Linked DNA regions of Mus musculus: region 1 is linked to region 2. A link is a contact called in ENCODE Hi-C or POLR2A ChIA-PET data. All regions are on one chromosome and are shown on one strand. Each heading gives the region's core, a stretch centred on a gene start or an enhancer-like site at or near the end of the contact. The rest is flanking DNA. Distances are from core to core; before and after follow the strand shown.

Region 1 (3,789 bases), core at 305-2,804, 38 kb before region 2:
CTAGAGCATTTTCCCTGAAGTATTTTTGGATCAAGGTCAACTTCCAGAGCTGATATCAGGAAAATCAAAATAGCCATCACAGGGGACTGCTGTGTTTTCCTGCCTTGAGGCCCTTGAAGCAAAGAACACAGCGGCTACTTCCTCTCTCCAAAGCACTCCGCCTGAATGCCCTGTTCACAACCTACCTTTCTAGACATTTCTAAGAGGTTAAAGTTGGATGAATTTGTTACTTCCCAGGCCTGTGGACCAGAAGTCAAAGAAGGGCCACTGGGTTGTCTTCCTGTTTCTCAGAGGCCCAGATTAAAGTATCTGTCTGTTCATCTCTTCTATGGGGAACAGATATAGAGGCAGTTTCCTGGTTCCGTTAGTTCTAGCAGAATTGAGCCCTGAGGCCTTGTGTCTTGCTGCTGCAGACCTGACCTCTGCACTCTTTCTCAGGTGTTCCAGTGTGAAATGTCCCTAGGTTGTGAATGCCTTCTGCCACAGGAAACAGCCTGATTCCATGAGACCTATCTCAATAAGCCCCCTTCCTGCTACCCTCTGTGATTGTGGGAATGGAGCCCAGGTGCCAAACCTGCCCAGCAGAGCCTGCCAGTTCCCTTTGTGACAGTTTATCAAATGGAGGTTCACAGAGGTTTGGGCTAGACCCCAATACCCACCAAACATAAGACGTCATTTCAGGAAGTGACCACTGCCCATGACCTAGATAAGATGGACATCTAAGATATGCCACCATCATGTCTTCTTGCTTTCTCTATGTGTATTGACTCCTGAGTGTATTTGATGTGATGTGAGTGACTTCTTTCTGACCACTTTCTTCGTCAACTTCCTGGGTCCCATAGTAACCTTGAAGTCACTTGTACCTACTCTGACTCATTCTCCAGGTAGCACTGGGAATTCTTTTGAAACAAAGGCTCCGGTGTCAAACTGGTACCTGCTGCACCTTCCTGGTTCCTCATTGCTGTCAGATGTACTCCCAAGTGTGGAGATTGCTGGCGAGCACCACCACACTCAGTTTTCAGGACTGTTTGATAAGGTCTGTCTCAGGCCGGAACCTGTATGCTGTGTGAGAGTGAGGGCCGGTTCTGTTTCATACAGTGTGGATGCTGTCAGCGCAGTGCTGGAGCGCAAAGCAGATGCTGTGAGAACTTACTTAATTGGCTGCCCTATACGGGCAAGAATGGGACGGGGTTATTAAGCAGTGTTTCCAAATCGTACACCTGCCCCCAGGAGGGAGTCATAGGCCACTGGAAGTGATGCTCTGATGGCGACTGAAGCTTAGTGGGTGTATACCAGTGGCCCTTGCTGTTTATCTCTTGGATATATGTTTTATAAGTACAATGGGAAGATTACTAGGATTCGGTCCACTAAGGTTCGTTTGACTCCAAATTTTTCAAACCCTCGAGCCCAGGGGTGAAAAGTAAAAGCTGTCACCGAGAGGCCACCAGGTGGCAGCACAGACAACAAGTGGAAGTGAGGAGCTGGGTTGCTCTCCCTGCCCGCCAGAGGGCGGAAGCTGACCAGAGAATTCCAGTTAGACTCCGCGCTCTCCTGATAAGCTAGGAAGTGCAGTTCAGCCTGAGTAGAGTGCCACAGGGGACACACGCACGCACACACTTCCTTAGCTGCCTCTGGCCCTGCCTGTCCAGCCCTGCAGTTGGCATCTGGCTCCTATCCCCGCTTTCATCCATTCCATCTGCATGCTTATCTCTAACCAAGCTTCAGTGGGACCCAGATGGACAAAGATCACTCTCCCAGTTTGAAAAGTCAACTGCGCCAGGGACCAGGGTTAGACAGTAGGACATACGGAGGGACCCCCAGTGTTAGCAGCGGCTAGGAAGATGACACAGAAGGAGGGTGGGCTGAGTCTGAAGTCACTTCCGGGGGTGGGGTGGGGTGGGAAGTGGAGGATGGGTGAGCAGGGAGCTGGAGTCAGGTGCCAATTAGGGGGTGGTTGTGCTGTGTCTGGGTGAGAAGCACCAGACTGAGGTCTGGTGACGTGGGTGCTCCCTGGGTAAGGAAGGGGTCAGGCAGCTGAAGCGTTCTGACCCCCAGACAGGGACCTCAGGAAGGTAGAAGTTCATTCAACCTTATGTGGCCTGGGCCAAGGCCGTGGAACCCAAAGGCAAACATATTACTAGCAATAATCTCAGCCAGTAGATCAGGGACACCTGGAGGAGATCAAGTAGTGATGTTTTGCCAGGGTGTACGTGGTGAAACGAGTTGGTCTTTACTCCGGTGGGCCTGGCCTTACCTGGAGATGCTCAAGGAGAATCAGAGCAGGACAGAGAGCAGCATTCCCAGCATGCTCTGCAGCAGTAAATCCTGTCTGAGCTACTCAGGCCTAAGCGATGTGAGGGCAGTCACAGACTTAGGTACTTCAGAGGTGGCAGAGAAGACCCTGCCCCCCATTCCTGAGCTCCAGTGTCACCTGTGAAGCAAGGAAGTGCTATCAATGTAAGAGCCGAAGTTAACCTGTAAGCCCTACTTGTCCCAAGGACAAGATAATTTCCTGGAATGCTGGAAGCTGTAGTTCTTGGGCAATAGCCACATGCTGTCACTCCCCTAAACAAGTTTGTTTGAACCGATTCTCCCAGATGACCTTGAGCACGTGTAGGCAGGGGGTATGTAGGGAGGAGATATACCAGGGTGTATATTTGCCCTTGGTCCAAACTAGTGGGAATTGCAGTGAATTTTTGCCTTTTTAAGCTTCTGCAAAATGTGACTCGTGACTATTCCCTGGGAATCCGTGGGTGGACCTGACCAGAATCCATCTTTCTGGCCAGTATTTAATTAAAGCTTGCTTCGAGTTTGGCTCATAATTGTGGTTTTTCTCTCACAGATTTTGTGACTAACACCTACTCCCGGCCATTCTGACTGGGCATGCTGTTCTGGGACCTGAGAGGCAGGCAGTAGCAGGGGCCACCAAATGGTCCACTGGACTATTGCGCCTGATCATCTCAGATGCTGTTACCCTGGGCCACTGATGGCCATCCCTGAAGGCCCTGGGCTGCAGGACGGGTGGCTGAGATTGGCCTGGCAGTCTGTGCCCTGGCCCTGGAACATAACTTATGCGGTCACCACTGAAGCCTTGTGCTTTCCCTGATGGCAGATCTCACCACAAGGGGGTGCCCACTTATTTTCTGTTTGTGGGCTTGGTGTTTTATATTTTGATTTTGGATGCAGAGATGAGATGCAGGATTTCACTCATGAGTACTGGATGGATAAATGCACTGCCACTGAGCTACATCCCTAACCCGTCTGGAATTTTCATTCTCATCCCTTCAGCATACACACGGGACTCTTGGCATGTTCCTGAGCAAACAGAAGGGTGACAGTCATCATGAGCCACCAGACTGGTGCTAAGACTGGGTTATGCTGTTTCGTACTCTAGCATCTTGCAACTACCCTGCCTCCCCCTGTCAGAGAGGCACAGGCTAGGATTCCAAGACCAAATAAAGGCTCTCATTCAGTAATCTTGCTGTCAATCAACCACCAGCGGCAGCTGGCACAGCCCTGTAGACAGCTGTGTGACCTTCAGCAGGTCATCCATCCTCTCAGAGCTTCAGAGGGGGAAGAAGAGCAAGCAGAAATGGTGCTTGAACTTTGTTTTTTGTCAGAGCTTCACAAACTCAGTGTGCACTACTCCCCTTAGATGTTTCACAGTCCCTAATTGCCACCTGACCTCAGGAGAGGAGACAATGGTGTCTATGAGGCATGGTCACCCTCGGAAGTCCACAGTCCGGGAGTCTCCCGAGAACGTGCCCTTCTTAAGCTTGGCAGGTGAAT
Region 2 (3,955 bases), core at 956-3,455:
GGTGCCATGTCTACCCAGCAGAACAACAGTACTGGACATTTAATTCTTTTAAAAATATTTTATTAGTCCTTTGAGAATTTCATACAATGTATTTTGAATATATTGACCCTCCCTTCCCCAGCTCCTCCCATATCACCATCTCTGCCCTTCCATCCCTTCCCACCTAACCTTGAGAGTGTTTCCCCTCTCCTGCCTCAGGGGTCTTGTTTGTGTTGCTCTGGCTGGTCCTGCCCTGGTGGCTATTTAACTCTTAACATAACTCCAGCAGAGACCGCTCATTTAAGTTGGCATGACTCATCTCAGATGCTCTTATTCATTGTGGCTACCATTGCTCTGGGAGAAGGGACTTTGAGAAAAGGGGCAAAGAGAGACTTGGTTATGGCAAAGAGAGAAAAGACTAGCAGAGAGGAGAATGTCCAGCCCTCTCCATAAGGGCCAAAGCTAGATTGGTCTGCTTGGGCTCTGAAGCATTTGGGAAGATCTTGACTGATCTGTCACTGCCCAGGCTCAGTTTCCTTATCTGGGAAGTGGGTGTGGGTCTGGGTGCACAGAGGCAGCACCCAGAGGATGTGACAGCACTGTGCCAGACACACAAGGCCACCAGGGGGCACAAGAAGCTTCTGTGAATGTGGCAGAGGTCCATCCCCTCTGTATGTTCAGCACTGACTCTCCGGAGCATGTCTAGGTGGCTCTGGGACTCCTTGGTTTAGGATGGGACTCTCCTAGATTACTCTGTTCCCATGGCATCCTCTGGTCTCCAAGCCTCTTTAAGAAGATCGTAATGGCTCCCTTAGAGGTTCCTTGCCAGTCACAACTTCAAATGACTTTTCCTCCATTATGTCACTGTACCAAAAGGGGAGGTGGCCTAAGGTCCACTTCACAATCCACAGGCGACAAAGTTTAAGTCCATAACCTAACTTCATCCCAGGGGTGAGGCTGGAGGTGACCAGAGACATGGCATCTGGGCAGTTTTCTCAGAGTGGCTGTTCCCAGTTCCTGAGGCACTCTACAAACTGAAGTGGAGGGGACAGAGGTGGGAGACAGTGATGGGAAGGGACCCCAGTGAGCAGGCATGCTGGCAGAGGTACATGAGTGGCAGATGGGGCAGGGAGGAACATGTAGGGCCCATTCAGAAAAGCTTTGAATGCAGGGACTCAGGGAGCTCACTGACGGCCGTGCCATTCACCTGTGAGCTCTCCCACTGCCTTGCTCTGGGTACCTGTGGTGATTCAGGATCTCTGCAGTGTTAGCTATGGAAGCCAATCTGACTTTCCCCATCAGCCACCTCAGAACTAGAAACCCTTCTCTAGACAGTCATTCTTATGATAAAGATGGCTTTCCAGGTTGGGGACCAGGGACAAGTGAAGTAGATGTCTGTCAGTCAGTCAGCCAGTTGGTCAGTTAATCTGCAGGGGCACCAGTTCACTTCAGCCCCTGTGACACACGCACGCACGCACGCACGCACGCACGCACGCACGCACGCACGCACTGCTGGGCTGTGTGTGAAATACAAAGGTGATAGGGGAGAGAGAGCCTAGAGTGAGCTCTGGTTCTGGCTACTGTCCCCCCCTCCTCACTCCCTTATAGAGGAGCACAGTAAGCCAGCTGCTGAGCCTGCACTACACAGCCGCAGACACAGATCCAAGACCATCCTGGGCTTGGCTGCTCGAGCCTGGCCCTGTGTTCACCTATGTTGTGGTTGACTAGGGTCACGCTAGTGAGACACACAGCCTCTCGGCTCTGGTCCCAGTTGCTCTGTGACTTTGGGCAGGCTACCTGTCTATGCCTGCGTCCTCATTTGTGAAACGGGAATGTGGCACCTGTCTCCTTAGTTGAACAGAATGGAGACATATCTAGGATGGTGACCATTTAGTAGGTACGGATATTTCTGTTGAGCCTAGATGATCAGGTGTCCTTGAGAAGGTGTCTTTAGGTGTCTATGCTGTCAGGCTGTGGCTTCTGAAAGCCACCGTGGCCCCACCCATGCCTCCCAGAGATGGGAGGTGCAAAGCCTGTCTGGCCTCCCTCTCCACAGTAAGCAAATGAGGTGATGTCAAAGCCATGACTGGCCCAGCCCCTGTGACTTCCCCCGCCTCCCTCCCCACCTCTGTCCCATGTTCAGAGCTACAATCACCAAACAGCTGGGCCCACAGGGGAGGAGAGTGGCAGGAAGAAAGTTAGATGGCTGGGACCTTGGGCCCACTGAAGCGTGTCACCTGCCCTGCTGGGCTCAGGGCTGAGAGCTGGGCCTGTGGAGTTTGCTCCTTGCTCTGTGCATCATCACCTTGGTTCTCAGCCATCTCCTGGAGCATCCTTCCTTGAGAGCCTGCTCAGCGTTTGAGGAGGATTGCGGGCAGTCCCCTGCTGGTGTGCTGATCAGCTAGCTACCAGGGCTGGTTAGCCACCATGGCTGATGAGAAGACCTTCCGAATCGGCTTCATCGTGCTGGGCCTCTTCCTGCTATCCCTGGGTACATTCCTTATGAGCCACGATCGACCCCAGGTCTACGGCACCTTCTATGCCATGGGCAGCGTCATGGTGATCGGGGGTGTCATCTGGAGCATGTGCCAATGCTATCCTAAGGTAGGGGGGCTGGGAAGGGGGCAGAAGGACAGGTGGCTCTCATGGTCCCCGGCATCAACCCCTGGCCTCCAGCTGCTGTGTTCTTTCCATTTGGACTCCCTATATTCTCTCTGCTCTGGGGAACATCCTTTTGCTTATCCATTCATCTCTCATTGTGGCTGATAAGAAGCCGTATGTCTGGACCTGGAGCCACCACAGGGACACAATGGGATCTATGCACTGGCCCTGTTTGATCAGAGCCAGAATCCACAGCTCACCCCAACCACGTCCCAAGCGCTCTGTGTTTCCTGGAGTCCCCTTCTCTCCTACAGACCCTATGCTACAGGGTTGGAGCTTGCTTTAAAATGCAGTGGTGAGCCCTGGGTTCTCTGTTTCATGTCTCCAGCTGCTGAGAGCTCTGCTGTGCTGGATCTTCCTGAGACTCAGTACTTTCATCTGTAAAACGCCACACACACACACACACACACACACACACACACACACACACACACACTACCCGTCTCAGCTCCGAATAGCCCTGTGGTAACCCAGGTATGATGTGTGGAGGACGGGGAAGGGCATATTTGCAACTGTAGTGTTGTGTTTAGTTAAACAACGTCTGCTGCTGTGATTATTCTTGATCTTTACACAGCCCTGAGGAGTGAACATTTCAGGTGCTGTAGAACTTTAATGCTCAGAGAGGTGGAGTGAACATCACAATGTCACACAGCTAGTTAGAGACACTCAGGGATATAGGGAGAGCAACAGGGGTCTAACTTGTGGTCTGCCTCTGAGAGCCTGGGAGACTGAGCCACTTTTTTTCTGAACCTCAGCTTCCTCAGCTGCACAATGTGGGTCGGGAGGATGGTGTGGGAAAGGGGGACGGACATTCAAAGTCCCAGTGAACCTTGATATTAACAGCCCTGTCCTTTCAGCCTCCTCCACCCCTCCCTACTTGGGAGGTGTGAGTACCCAGAAGGAGTTCTAAGAATTGGGGCCAGGTCCTAGCCTCTCCCAGTCCTGCCGCCTCTGTAGCCAGCCCTGGGCTGTCATGTCACTTATATCTGGAGCTTAGGCAGTCAGAACTGGTTTGGAGCCATTTATAAAGCAGTTTACAGTCAACTCTCCTCTGTGCGCTCAATGTCCTGAGCAGAGGTCACTGAGAGAAGAGGGCCGTGAGGCCAGAGCCACTATATCCCCACCCAGGGAGGGGGTGTTTGTTGAAAAGACAGCATCCTTCCTAAGGAGGGGATTGGGTAACAGCAGGGTGGCTGGTAGGGGGTAGGGCTGGTTATTAATGAGCAGCTGTTGAAGGCTCCTGTGCTGTGTGGGGAGATGGTATGGTGGTGGAAACCACACCTCCTAGTGTCCCTCAGACCCCAATTCAAGTCCC

Evidence for each region. A loop is a pair of places that touch in the nucleus more often than their neighbours do. ChIA-PET counts read pairs that join two places held with the same protein, here RNA polymerase II (POLR2A).
Region 1: a loop to region 2 is called in a map of CH12.LX, with 2.0 times the contacts of the local background. The contact joins the enhancer-like site here to the promoter of Bsnd in region 2. A Hi-C loop is called at or near these places in 2 of 37 maps with a recorded cell type or tissue (CH12.LX and T-helper 17 cell). POLR2A ChIA-PET finds 5 or more read pairs at or near these places in 1 of 5 experiments (Patski).

What each region holds. Positions count from the first base shown.
Region 1 is chr4:106,527,681-106,531,469 of GRCm38, reverse strand. No RefSeq gene overlaps it. Among named protein-coding and RNA genes, the nearest start is that of Tmem61, 23 kb to the right of the region's middle. Within about 2 kb of position 1,554, at least 1 of the 3 ENCODE cell types and tissues checked has a DNase peak (open chromatin) inside an H3K27ac peak, as active enhancers do.
Region 2 is chr4:106,490,493-106,494,447 of GRCm38, reverse strand. It overlaps Bsnd (barttin CLCNK type accessory beta subunit), which reads left to right and starts at 2,205. Exons shown (of 4, transcript NM_080458.2): 1 at 2,205-2,583. The coding sequence starts at 2,407.